2 separate regions of the Homo sapiens genome follow, and region 2 is linked to region 1. Evidence: read pairs that join two places in POLR2A ChIA-PET (ENCODE). Cell type or tissue: MCF 10A. All regions are shown on one strand. Links, peaks and the distances in the headings refer to the core of each region. The heading gives the core; the rest is flanking DNA. Region 1 overlaps ARID3A (AT-rich interaction domain 3A). Region 2 overlaps TMEM259 (transmembrane protein 259).

Region 1 (6,822 bases), core at 557-5,556:
TTGCAGTGAGCTGAGGTCACACCACTGTACTCCAGCCTGAGCGACAGAGCGAGACTCGGTCTCAAAACAAAAACAAAGTGTCTCAGGCTGGGCGTGGTGGTTCATGCCCAGAATCCCAGCACTCTGGGAGGCCGAGGAGGGAGGATCACTTGAGCCCAGGAGTTTGTACCCAGCCTGGGCAACATAGCAAGACCCCATCTCTACAAAAAAAAGTTAAAACTGGGCATGGTGGTGTGTGCCTGGGGTCCCAACTACTCCAGAGGCTGAGGCAGGAGGATCACTTGAGCCTGAGAGGCTGAGGCTGCAGTGAGCTGTGATCGTGCCAGTGCACTCCAGCCTGGGCCACAGAGCGAGACCCTGTCTCAAAAAAAAAAAAAAAAAAAAAAAAAAGGAAAGAAAATTTCTCTTCTTCTGACATCTCTCTGCCAAGTCTCGGGCCAACCCTCCTGGAGGCTCAGTCAGGCCAACCCTCCTGGAGGCTCAGGGCTCGGCAGTCCCCAAACGCTAGACACTTGGATTCTTTCTTGGATTTCCCTGAATTCTGTGGCCAAAGAGAGCGTCTGAAGGGCTGCAGCTGACCAGGTGCCTCCCAGCTCCTGCACCCCTCCCACCCCTGCCGTGGCCTCATCCCCAGGTGGGGCCTCATGGACTTTGGAGCCTCCTGGGAGACTGGAGGGGGCCTGGGGGGCAAAGGTTCTCCCAGGGGGCCCTGCAGACAGGCGGTTTCTTTACAGCCTGGGCCTCTGGGCCCAAGGACACCGCCCTGGGCCCCCCGCAGCTGCTGGGACCTGGTGGGAGTGCCCAGGTGGGGCCTGCCTGGGGACTGAGTGGGGAAACCATAGCCCCCCTGTGACCTTGGGCACTGCCCACCTGTGACCTTGGGCACTGCTGGGGGAGGGGCCGCATGTGCTGGCCCCGGCCACCCTCTTCTGTCCTGGCCAACCCTTTCCTTGGATTTTCTGCAAACCTCTGGGGTCTTTTTCTGACCTTCCTCCCACCTCCCAGAGCCGGTGGGCTGGGGAGGGGAGTCCTGAGCCGGGGCTGAACTCCCTGGTTCTAGGGGTGGTCCGGGCAGCCGGGGAACCCCCTCCCCACTCCCAGGTGGCCCTGGGACTTATCTTGCACCCTGTCCGCCAGCAGACTCCACTGACCCCCTCGGAGCTGTCGTTTCTCTGGGAGGTGGGGTGGAGAAAATCATCAACGTTTCGCCACAAACAAGAATTTCCTGTTTGCCCTTCCAGGGCTGGGGGGTGGCGGTTATCTCACTTTTTCCTCCCCTCCCCCACCGGCGCCACCACCCGAGCCCCGCCACCCTCTCTCCTCACAGGTGCCCCCTCCAGAGGGGCCCGGTCCTCATCAGGTGGGGGCGGCACCTCCCACCCCCCCAGGCCTCCCACACCCCCCCCCGTGCAGAGCCGGGGGAGTGTCAGGGTCGGGGGCCACAGCGTCTTCCCTCCATCCCCAGAGCCACGGAGTGTGTCTTGCAGATCCGTGTAACGGGGCTCGGGCGTGCAACCTTCTGGGAAGAAAACCAAAGAGGAATGAAGGGGTCAGAGGCTGAGGGGGGCTGTGGAGGGGGCTCTGTCAGAAGGCGACGTTTGGGCGGGAAGGCAGGAGCCGAGCGGGGACCCGGGAGCTGCATTCCAGGCAGAAGGAACAGCGCCGCGGAGGCCCTGGGGTGGGGGCCTGTGCGTTTTACATAGAAAGACGCCAAGGCTGGGTCTGGGGGCTCCTGCCTGTAATCCCAGCGCTGTGGGAGGCTGAGGCAGGAGGATCACTTAAGGCCAGGAGTTTGAGACCAGCCTGAGCAATATAGCAAGACCTTGTCTCTATAGAAATACAAAAATTAGCCGAGCGTGGTGGTGCCTGCCTGTGGTCTCATTGGCTCAGGAGACCGAGGTGGGAGGTGGAGGCTGCAGTGAGCTAGGGTCTCACCACTGCACTCCAGCCTGAGTGACAGAGCGAGACCCTGTCCCTAAATAGGGCAGCTCAAGGCCGGGGCGGAGGGAGCAGGAGAGGGCAGGGAGGGGCCAGGAGGGTGCTGGGGGGCCCTGGGAGGCTGTGGCCGAGGGAGGGTCATGCTCAGATGTCTGTGAAAAACCCCCCACCCCACCCAACTGCTGAGTGGGGAAGGGTCTGGCAGGAGGGGCGGCCGGGGGACCTGGAGGTGGCTTGGCTCCACGCGCTCTGTGCCTCGGTTTCCCCTTCTCCGAAGCAGGTGGTGCTGGGAAGGGGAGACGATGGGCCCAGCCTTGGTAATTAGGGGTCCACACCTTCCATCCCCCACAGCAGGAAGTGGACAGAGGGGAGGGGACCCCCTCAGGGAAAGACCCCCAGGCCTGCCCTGTGGCCCCGCATTTTCTTGGCATCGCACTGAGAAAGCAAGTTCATTTAACATGCATTTATTAGGCAACTGCTGTGTGCCCGATTTTGGATGCTGGCAACAAGATAAGAATTCCGCATGTTCCAGGGCAGACAGACGAGAGACAAATGCGTGAATCCACACAGCTGGGGCCATGCGAGGGCTGGGGGTCCAAGGGGGGCCGTGAGCCAGAAACCCCGTGAGGCCGGTGGTCGGTAAAGGTGGGTGGGAGCAGAGCATCTGCGGAGGTGATATCGGTCCTGGGAGGACGGGGGGCTCCCCTCCAGGGAGGGAATGACCACAGGGGACCCAGACGAAGGGAAGGGGCTGAGAAGGCCTCGCAGACGGGAGGAACAGCCGGGGCGAAGGCGGCCGCTCGGGGCTGATGGGGGGCGGTGGGGGTCTCAGCGGAGGGGCACCTTCAGAACTTCACACCCGACCCCTCCCGTGATCAGAGCAGGCCCCAGGGAGGTCAGGCGGCGTGGAGGGGAGTGCGGGCCGCTTATCTCGGCCCTCAGCCCCTGGGGAGGGAGTTTCCGGAGATTTTGCCCAATCTCCAGCCTGGGTTTAGGGCTCCTGTGGGTGTGTGGTGGGCGGCTGATTTCAGAGCTTTCTGGTTGACGTTTCAGAGGGGCAGGGTTTCGGCCACAGAACCCAGGTGAGAACCAAGGCCTGGGTTTGCCATGGGGTGTGCTGTGGCCCAGCAGTTCAACCCGGGATCTGGCCCACAAGGGGGGCCTGGACACCGCCATGGGCAGCCTGGACACCGTCCCCTGCTTTCCCATCCCTGGGGCCTCGGCCAGCTGGCCAGGGCGGGGCGCCCCCCACAGGGGAGCGGAACCGGGGGCCAGAGACCCATAAAGCCCAGGCGGCCTTTACTGCTGGCTTTGTTGCTGGCTGCCCACAGCAACGGCCATTAGAGCCGCCTCCCCCGCCAGCAGCTGGGGCCCCCGCAGGTCCTCCCTTTACTGCCACGCATCAGTGCCCCGGCCCCACAGGGGTCTGACCGTGCCTCGCCACCGGCCCAGTTCGCCCACCATTTGGCCTGGGAGTTAATGGCTCCCCTCTCCAACCCCAACCTTGGCTGGCTGTACATGGGGCAGCTGATTGCTGCCTGGCGCCTCGGTTTCCCCATCCGGGATGTGAGGGTAGCTGGGGCGCCAGGTGCTTGGGGTAAAGCTGCTGTGTTTTCTCACACACTCTATTTGAGAGATGGGGAAACTGAGGCAGGAGGTGCGGTGAGGTTTCTTGTAGGGGCTGTGCCAGGGAAGGGGGGGTCCAGGCAGGGTAGACCCCGTAATACCGGGTCAGAATCTCAGAGGAGAGGACCTTCCGCTCGCCCTGGAAGGGCCCAAGGTGTGCTGGCCTCTACGTGCGGTTCTTAGCCGGGGGGCTGCGTAACGAAGGACCTCAAACCGCGGGCGTAAAACAAACGAAACCTGTTCTCCCTCCGTCCTGGAGCCCAGAGTCCAAAATCGAGGCGTCCGCAGGGCTGCGCTCCCTCCAGGGGCTGCAGGAGGAGCCTTCCGCCTCTCCCAGCTCCTGGGGGCTCCAGGAGTCCCTTGACATGTGGCCGGCCTCTGTCTCTGTGCGACCGTCTCCAGTGCCCACCGGCCTTCACTGTGACTTTTTCTCAATTTGATCACGTCTGCAAAGGCCCTTTTTCCAAATAACGTCTCGTTCTGAGGTTCTGGGCCGATGTGAATTTGGGTGGGGGATGGCGTTCACCCCAGGACAGCCCCAGCGGTGAAGTCCTCCCCATTCCAGTACCTGCTGCCTCAGGCGTTTCCCTGGCAAGCTCGTCCTGTCCCCCTCTCCGCCCTGTCCCCCTCTCCGCCCTGCCCGGCTCACTTTTGCAGCTGAGAAAATCAAGGTTCAAGTAACGAGCATTTATTAGGCAACTGCTGTGTGCTCGGCTGATTCCAGACTCTGGGAACAAAACAGACTAAACCCCAGATACACTCCTAGATCCGTGACTCGGTGATGGACGGGGTCTCGGAGGAAGAACGTGGAGGGGAGGGGGCGGCAGCCGGGCCGGGGTCAGAGGACGAGGCCGGGCGTGTGGCCATGTGTGCGTGCCTGTGCTCATGGGACCCACCGGCCCGGCCAGCCGGGTCTACCTGAGGGCCCCACACCCCTCAGGCAGCTGAAGGGGAAAGGGCCTCCCCGGCCACCATAAATCAGCGCAGGAATGCAGGCTGGCCAGTCTGGCGCTGGCCGGGTTGGGGCGGAGACAAAGACCAGGCAGCTGGACCTCGGGCAGCCTCGACCACCCAGGGCAGAGGTCAGGACTCCTGGCTGCCCCCCCAGCCCCTTCCCGGAAGGCCTCACTGGGCCTCCAATACACAGACGGGGAAACTGAGGCCCAGAGAGGGGCAGGACGGCTGCAGGGTGATGGGGCCTTTGGCCGGCCTCCCCAGCACCTGGGATGTCCCCGCAGCAGCAGGGGCTGGGCGTGGGTCTCCTTCTGGGCCCTAATGACCGATCATCCCAGCTGAGGCCTAATTGGTGGTTTCAAGGCTCCCCACTGCCCAGCCAGCCACATTCCCCCGAGCTTAATTGGCAGCCTGGTATTTGTCGCAGCTCCTCCTCGGCAAATTGGCCCCCGCCTGAACTCCGCTTTCTAATTATCCCTGCCGGCTTTCCCCCACCCTGCCCGCCCGAACCTGTGGGTGGGGGGGGGCGCTGGGGGACCTCCTGGCTCCTTGTACCCCAGACGGAGCCTCTTTCCCCTCTGGAAGACGTTCCGGGGCCTGGTGATCTTCTTCCTCCCCAGCCACCACCCTGGCAGGCAGAGGCGGTCGGTGGCTCATTTCATAGCTGGAGGCTGAGACTCCAGGCTCCAGGTGCGGGGAAGCCAGCAGGAGACAGGAGGACCGGGATGGGAAGCAGGGCGGGGCTCTGGGCCAAGTCCCCAGCAGCCCCCAGGCTCTGGTCCCGCACTCGCCGCTGTGTCTCAGTTTCCTCACCTGCAAAGCAGAGCCAGTTCTCGGAACAAATGCGCTCCCGTCCGACCCTCAGGACAGCCCCGGGAGGCATGCTGGTGAATTTTTGCAGCGATTTGCTGTGTGAACTCAGGCAGGCACTGTCCTAGGGTAAATTGTGTCCCCCAAAGAAAAGGTGGAGGGCGGTGGCTCCCGCCTGTGACCCCAGCACTTTGAGAAGGCAACACGTGAGGATCGAGGGAGCCCAGGAGGTCGAGACCAGCCAGGGCAACATAGAAAGACCCATCTCTACAAAAGAAAATGTAAAAACTTAGCCGGGTGTGATGGCGAGTGCCTGTGGTCCCAGCCACTTGGGCAGCTGAGGCAGGAGAATCCCTTGAGCCCAGGAGGTTGAGGCTGCAGTGAGCTATGATTGCGCCACTGCACTCCAGGCTGGGCAACAGAGTGAGACCCTGTCTCCAAAAACAAACAAAAAAAAGACTTTGGGAGGCTGTGGCAGGCGGATCACTTGAGGTCAGGAGTTCAAGACCAGCCTCGCCAAATAGTGAAACCCTGTCTCTACCCAAAAAATACAAAAATTAGCTGGGCATAGTGGCAGGTGCCTGTAATCCCAGCTACTCAGGAGGCTGAGGGGGGAGAATTGCTTGAGCCCCGGAGACAGAGGTTGCAGCGAGCTGAGATTGCGCCATTGCACTCCAGCCTGGGCGACAGAGCGAGACTCCATCTAAAAATAATAATAATAAAAATTAAAATTAAAAAAAAAAATAGGCTGGGCGCAGTGGCTCATGCCCATAATCCCAGCACTTTAGGAGACTGAGGCAGTCGGATCACGAGGTCAGGAGACCATCCTGGCCAAATGGTGAAACTCCGTCTCTACTAAAAATACAAAAAAATTAGCCGGGCGTGGTGGCGGGCGCCTGTAGTCCCAGCTACTCCAAGAGGCTGAGGCAGGAGAATGGCGTGAACCCGGGAGGTGGAGCTTGCAGTGGGCCAAGATCGCGCCACTGCACTCCAGCCTGGGCGACAGAGCGAGACTCCATCTCAAAAAAAAAAAAAAAAAAGAAGAAAGAAAAAGAAAAGAAGAGGACAGGTTCAAGCACTGGATTCCCAGTACCTGTGACAGGACCTCATTTGGAAACGGGGGAACTTACTGACATACAATCACGTGTTGACACTTTGGTCAACCTCAGACCGCAGATGGGACGGTGGTCCCACAGGATTAGAATTCCATATTTCTAGTGGCTCACGCCTGTAATCCCAGCACTTTGGGAGGCCGAGGCGGGCGGATCACGAGGTCAGGAGATCGAGACCATCCTGGCTAACACGGTGAAGCCCCGTCTCTACTAAAAATACAAAAAATTATCCGGGCGTGGTGGCGGGCGCCTGTAGTCCCAGCTACTCGGGAGGCTGAGGCAGGAGAATGGAGTGAACCCGGGAGGCGGAGGTTGCGGTGAGCCGAGATTGCACCCCTGCACTCCAGCCTGGGGACAGCGAGACTCCGTCTCAAAAAAAAAA
Region 2 (6,822 bases), core at 863-5,862, 62 kb after region 1:
GCTCTGTGGGAACAGGTGGGACCCCAAACCCTGACTGCTGAAGCAAAAACATCTCCCACCAGGCTGTGGGGCCCAACACAGCCACCTGGTCCCACCAGTGCCCAAGGCCACCACAAGCTGACCGGGAACCCAGCACCTCTGCAGGCAGTGGGGCCACCTCAGGACGGCCAGGATGGGCCCAGAGCTCTTAGCTTTCAGCCCCCAGGCCTCCTCAGCTATTGCTGCCCACTGCATCCCCAGCCCCAGCCAATCCCCTCCCCGGAACAGCTACTCTCAAAGGCCCGAGTCTGCCCAGCCCAAGTCCTCCCCGAGATCCCCCTGCCCTGCCCAGGCCTCTAGCAGGGCGACAGGCCGAGGGTCTTGCTTCAGAGCCCCCAGGCCACCAAAAGGCCACGGCAGGCAGGGGCGGCCTTGTCTGCATGCCAGGTCCCTGAAAGTCAAGAACCCCAACATCCTGTCGATGTCAGGAACCGCCCCTTCAGCGACCAGCATCTACGGGGCGCTGGCCTCTGCTGCAGCTGAGCCCAGGCCTGGCTCACCTTGATGGAGCTGTTCCCAAACATCTCCATGGTCAGCTCTTCCTCCTCCTCATCTTCCATGTCCAGGTTGCTGCCTGGTTCCACGGCCAGGCCCGGGAAGCTCCCGCGGCCGCCGCTGTCACAGAACTGTAGGAAGACGGGCGCGCGGCTCGAGTTGTGCCGCACTTCCACACGCAGGATGCCCTCACGCGGCCACTTGTCACGCACATGCTCCAGGCAGTTGATGGGCGAGCGGGAGAAGACGATGTGGATGTAGGCCAGGACGAAGAGCACAAACAGGGCCTAGGGGGCGGCCGGCAGTCAGTGGGGCGCCCCAGGGCCAGCTGCAGCCGACACCCAAGGGCCTACGTGATGGGGCGTGATGGGGCGCGCTGGGACGCCCAGGACGGGGAAAGGAAGGAAACCCCAGAAGCCGAATTGGGCTCTGAGGACCCTGGGTCCCTCCCACGCTGACTGCACCGGGCCAGCCCCTCACATAGTCCAAGTGACTGAGGATCCGGGGGACGCCCCACTCCAACCCCGGAGGGGCTCTGCCACCTGCAGCCCGGCTCTGACAGGCCCTGGGGCTTCGGCAAGGCCTGTGACTGCCCCGCACCTCCTCAGGGGTGAGCCGGACGAAGCCAGCAGGCCGGGGCCCTCTCAGATGCACACAGGACCCCCCAAACCTGGGAGGAGACGAGGCTGGACTCAGACCCACCAAGTGGAGCACACCAGGGCCCTCTGCCAGCCAACGGCTCCCGCCCTGCAAGCAGCAGCATGGGTGTTGCCGCCACCCCAGGGCCACCAGCTGGACCCACTGTCTACGAAAGAGGGCACAGCCCTCCACAGCCCAACCTGCTGCTTCCTGCCTCACCTTCCGCTGCGTCCCCAGCACTCCCCTGATCTCACCACCTGAAAATAGCTTCTCTCACCTGGCGGGGCGCCCTGTGCAACCCTCCCAGGCCTGGCGGGGCCAGCCGCAGCTGCTGGGGACACAGTGGACCTCCGTGGCTGGGCAGAGCGCCCCACGGCAGGGCGAGGCTGCCGTGCCCGAGGCACAACCTATGAACTGGGGTGCCAGCAGCTCTCACCTGGGGGCTCCTGCCCAGGGGATGCTTGGGACATCTGTGGTTGTCACAATTGGGGGAGCTCCTGGCATGGAGTGGGTGAGGCCAGGGATGCTGCTCGGCACCCCGCAGTGCCCAGGACGGCCCCACCCCGACGTCCACAGGGCTTGGGGAGCCCACGCCCCAGCGTGCTGCAGGCACAACTCAGAGTGGGGCCCCTCTAGGGGCAGTTCAGGGCAGCCCCTCTTCCAGGGAGCCCGCCTCACCGTCTGGCGGTTTGGCTGCCCACTGTACCTCCCAACCTGAGGTCCAGGCATCACCCCCGAGCCTGGTGAGGGTCACGTCTACCTGCTGCCCCGATCCGCAAAACTGAGGACCCAGCTGGGCCAAGGGGGCGCCCACGGCCACATGGAACCCCAGACTCTCAGGGAAGAATTGATCAGACTCAAAATCACAAGCCAGAGAGCCTGGAGCACAGGGCCCCTCCGTGACCCGTGACCTGCTGGCAGGTGCACCAATGCCCGGGGTGCAGTGAGCCACCTGTGGCCGCACAGCCATAGGCAAGACCACCAGGAGCCTCAACTCTTCCACGCCCACAGTGAGCTGGGGCCTCCTCTCCAGAACCCTCTGTAGACTGAGCAAAGGGCCGAGTCAGCAAAGCAACCCACTTCCAGCCCGGCCGCAGTGCTGTGACCTGTGGGAGGCCCTGAGTCTGAGCACGGATAAAGCCCTGGGTCTAGCCGCACGTGCACCTGGGGCGAGCCCCATCACACTCCCCAGCCCCAGGAGCTGGAGAATCCCTTGGGCTGATCTGAACTGCATTTCTAGTCCTTACAGCCAAAAGAGCCGCAGGGGATGAAGGCTGGCCCGGCGCTGAGATTTAAGCAGAAACAGGCAAGAGCAGAACCCTGACCGCCAGGCATTCAGGCCCCGCCCACAGACGCCGGAGCTACAAATGAGGGGTGGGCGGGGGGAGGGGGCAGGGCCCTCTGCTGGGGAGGGTTCCCCTGTGTCCTGGGGAAGACAGGGAGGGCAGTGTGGAAGGGGGGCAGCCCCGGAGCCTGAGATGCTTTCAAAGCCTAGCGTTTCCCCATATGGCATCTGGGGACAGGAGCCACGGAGGCTGGGCCCAGTGGTGGGTCACGGTCAGAGACACTGACCCCACAGCCCCTCGGCTCAGCACTCTCAGGAGAGAGGGGCCCGCGAGGCCCATGGTGGATGCTGCTGGTGGCCACGCTCTGCCTTCCAGGCCCACACATCCAGCAGGAGCTGTGCCCAGGACAGCAATGGACCCTGTGCCAAGATGTTCCAAAAAGTGCTGATACACAGTGGGCCGAGGTCGGGGCTGTCCAACGCTTCACAAGGGACGCACGGCTGTTACCATCCCTGGTTTATATACGAGGAACTGACACAGAGGTCCCGACAGACCTGGACCTGCTGAGGTCACATGGCCAGGAGGGAGGGGCCAGGGCAGTGCCAGTCTGCACAATTAAGGCCCCACGGGGAAGAGCAGCTCCTGGGGTTGCCCTGGGCAGGGTCAGCTTGGTCCAGGGTCAGCGGGAGAGGGCACAGGACACACATCCTGCCACACCCAGCACTGGTGTGAGTGACCCGTCCCATGAAGACAGCGGACGTGATGAGAGGGCACCAGTGTTTTCACACAATGTGCACACACTCCAGTCAAAGACTTCAAGTCCACCAGACGCTATGACTCAGACGTCACTGTGTCTCTGCCCCATCAGGTGCTCCGTGCTGACCGAGCTCAGGGCCCCTCTTCCCTGACTGAGCATGACCAGAAAAATGCCCCACTGGACAAGGCCCGTTGCCGCCAAAGCCTCAGCTCCCCTTCAGTCTCCCACCACAAAACAAGGAGCAGGCACCACCCAGCCAGACGCAGGCTCATCCCGAGTCCCGGGTCCTCCTCCCCAAGACCTGTCTGTCATCAGCCACCCTGCAGCAGCCACCTCACCAGGCCCGGCCCTGAGCCACACGCCCAGGCAGCCTCGTCCACGCCCACAGTAACCCTCCCCAGGGAGCTCACCTGCAAATGCTCCCATGGGCCCCTGGCCACCCTCTGCCCGCAACCTGGCTCAGCCACTCGCATGCCCTGGGTGGTCCAGTCCCCTACACTCCATGACCCTGTCCCTGACCCAGGCTCCCCAGCAGGCACCCACATGCTCCAGCCCCACGGCCTTCCCACACGCTCTCCAGCTGCCTGGACACCCCACCCCATCCCACTGGCTGTGGCTCACCTCCAGGAGGCCCTGCCCACCCAGCACAGGAGTCACCCCACCCCTATGACCCTTCCTTCCTCCGGGTCAGCCCACACACGGCTGCACCCACAGGAGCACCTCCCCCAGCCTGGGGCCGTGCTCACCGCCTCCTCCAGGAAGCTTCCTGGATGTTCTGGCCGAGGCTCTCAGGGCACCCCAACACTCGGCCACTGGGTGGGCCTTTCCTTTCCTGTCTCCCCACAGACCTGGAGTGCCAGGAGCAGCCTGCCCGCTCTCTGGGTATTTGACTGACCCACAGACCGACGGACACACAAGCCCGCGGAGCCACACTCTCCTCCCAGGTGGGACACAGAGCCCTCAGCCCCAGCCAGGAAACACTACCTGGGGCTCCCCTTTGTCCACCCGGGGTGCTTCCTGCCTCCAGGCCACCGGGGCCTCTCCTTCCACTGCAGCCTCACAGTGGCCTCAATGTGACAGGTCCCCCATTCAGAGCAGGGCCCCTGGGGTCTCACATACCCCGTCTTTAATCGTCACGACCCCACAAGAGGAGCCCCATTACTCCCTGTGGCTAGGCGCGGGCCCCTGCCCATGTCCAGGGGTGCTGAGTCGAGACCCCTTCACCCTGTGGGCATCCACTTGGTGGTCACCTGGGTCCAGAGCCCAACCGCACAGGTGCAGGCACCCAGTGCCCCAAGATGGACAGTCTCTGCCACACTGGGCTCAGGGCCATGAAGGCCAGCAGAGGTGGATACTGAGGCTGGATGGAGGTCTCCCGAGGGCCCCTGGAACACAGGCCCCTGCCGCCTCCTCTCTCCCCAGCACCTGGCACTGCCTGGCATTTCCTAAAGCCACCCAGGCATGGATGAGGGACCGGGGGGCTCCATGCTGGCTCAGAGCTGGGAGATCCTGGCATTTCCTAAAGCCACCCAGGCATGGGTGAGAGCTGGGGGACTCCATGCCAGCTCAGGGCTGGGAGCTCAGCTGCACAGATGCCACAGGATGAAGCCACCTTGAAGGGATCATACCAGGGAGGACCTGGCTCTCTGCAGGGAGACCCCCGGAAGCCAGGCAGGCAGGAAGCAGAGGAGCCTTCTGGAACTCAAGGCAGCCTCTGAAATCAGGCAGTTCCAGCCTGCACTTTGCAGATAAGTAAAAGTGAAGGCAGCAGGGTCAGATTCTGTGCCACCAGATTACCGGGTGGAAAATTCACAAAGAACAGATTTCCCCACCCAGGCCAGGCATGGTGGCTCACGCCTGTAATCCCAGCCTTTTGGGAGGCCGAGGCGGGCAGATCACCTGAAATCAGCAGTTTGAGACCAGCCTAGCCAACATGGCAAAACCCAGTCTCTACTAAAAAGACAAAAAAATTAGCCGGTTGTGATGGTGGGCACCGGTAATCCTAGCTACTCCGCAGGCTGAGGCAGAAGAATTGCTTGAACCCAGGAGGTGGAGTTTGCAGTGAGCCGAGATCAAACCACTGCACTCCAGCCTGGGTGACAGAGCAAGACTCCATCTCAAAAAAAAAAAAAAAAAAATTCACCACCCAGAGATCTCACAGTCCAAAGCCCTCTGCTGAGAGAGGAGGGATTGGGGTTACTGAGAACCTCCCAAGAGTCTCCACCCTACACAGAAGACGGGGAACTCCAGCTCTGGCCCAGCCCCATCTGACCACCTGTGAGTGGTATTGGCCTGGAGATGGAGCCGGGTAGGCTTGATCCCTTTCCAAACCGGGACATGGTGGGACCAGGGCCCAGGCGACAGGGATGCACCTCCCAAGGAGGCTGAGCTCCGTCGGGGGAACCTGGCCTGGCACCCAGCACACACCCTCCACAAGCCTAAGGACACAGTGGCTCCATCCTGTTCCCAGGCTACTCCATGGAAGGAAAACCCACGTCCACAGACCAGCCTCCGTCCACAGTTTCAGGCCCCGTCTGTGGACCCCAGAGCCGGGAAAGGCCGCCTGCCTGCGTAACCCTTCACAGCCCTGCTCAGGTGCCTACTGAGGCGACCATGCCACTCTGGGGGGCTGCAGGGAGGAAGGTGGGAAGGATGATGGGCTGAGCTCTGGCCTGGGGAGGCACGGATCTGGAGGCTGGGGGGCCTTCCGTGAAGTGGCAGCAGGCTGGGACCCACACCCAGGTCCGCAGGACGGCCAAGGTCCAGCTCCACTTGCCGAGCCCAAAAAAGCAGCCAGCTCCTGACCAACCTGTGTCAGGCTGGGAACTTGCCCACGATCGCAGCCTGGCCCGCCAGCATCGGACCCCTCTTTGCAGGCTAGATCCAAAAAGCTCACGGCGCAACTTCAGCAGCCCCCAAGCCCCGGCGCGGCGGTGTTCTGATGCAGAACGAAAACGGCCACGTCCCCATTTCGCCAGGTGGCCCAGGACCCCGGCCAGCTTGTTTTCTGAGGGGCTGCAGCTGCTACTGAGCCCCTCTTGTCACCCAAGCAAGACTCCTTCTCAGAGGGAGTCAGGCCGATGCCTGTCCTGCACGGCTGAGACCTCTGCCATCTGAGGAGGGCGGGAGGGGGACAGAGCCCAAGACGCGGAGGCCGGTGCCTCATAGGGGAGGCACGGGCGACAGACCCACAACCTGAGCTCCTGAAGCAGGAAGGGAGTGGGGACCCAGCGGAGGAAGAGGCCGGGGATGGGGTGGTACGCTGCTGCCGGTGACTTTGCCGCTAACCCTAGCGAGGTGACCTCAGCTAAGTCACATTCCCCTGAGGCTCAGGAGCGGGGAACGCAGCTGAAAGGCTACAAGGAGGGAGAGAGGGGAGTGGGGAGTCGACTTCCAGGACAGGGGTTGGTCCGAGGGAGACCTGCGTCAGGCTGGGTTCTGGGCCAGCACATTGGGAGGGGAGAGAGGCCTCGGAACTGAGGGTCTCAGGCGGCACAGTCAGGGGTCAAAGGGCGGGAGGTGCTACCTCGCAGGCCAGGACCGGACTCCAAGCCTGGGTAGGTGGGGACCTGGGAAAGGCGGTCGCCGGGGACAGGATGGGCCCTG

The links. ChIA-PET counts read pairs that join two places held together with the same protein. Peaks named below come from ENCODE experiments on the same cell type or tissue, not always from the same donor. Only the 100,000 strongest peaks of a DNase experiment are listed, where the experiment ranks them.
Region 2: POLR2A ChIA-PET joins it to region 1 with 5 read pairs; 6 of 35 experiments call an interaction of 5 or more read pairs at or near these places.

What each region holds. Positions count from the first base shown.
Region 1 is chr19:952,078-958,899 of GRCh38, forward strand. All of the region lies in intron 3 of ARID3A (AT-rich interaction domain 3A), which reads left to right. Among named protein-coding and RNA genes, the nearest start is that of WDR18, 29 kb to the right of the region's middle. RefSeq lists enhancers at 288-989, 990-1,691, 3,096-3,797, 4,500-5,201 and silencers at 1,673-1,881, 3,087-3,346, 5,577-5,769. In MCF 10A, for the core only: no CTCF peak of the experiment used is centred there; no DNase peak of the experiment used is centred there.
Region 2 is chr19:1,013,653-1,020,474 of GRCh38, forward strand. It overlaps TMEM259 (transmembrane protein 259), which reads right to left. Exons shown (of 11, transcript NM_001033026.2): 2 at 540-821. Among named protein-coding and RNA genes, the nearest start is that of TMEM259, 4.1 kb to the right of the region's middle. RefSeq lists enhancers at 1,083-1,616, 5,358-5,957 and a silencer at 4,755-4,974. In MCF 10A, for the core only: no CTCF peak of the experiment used is centred there; DNase peaks (open chromatin) are centred at 3,309 and 3,539.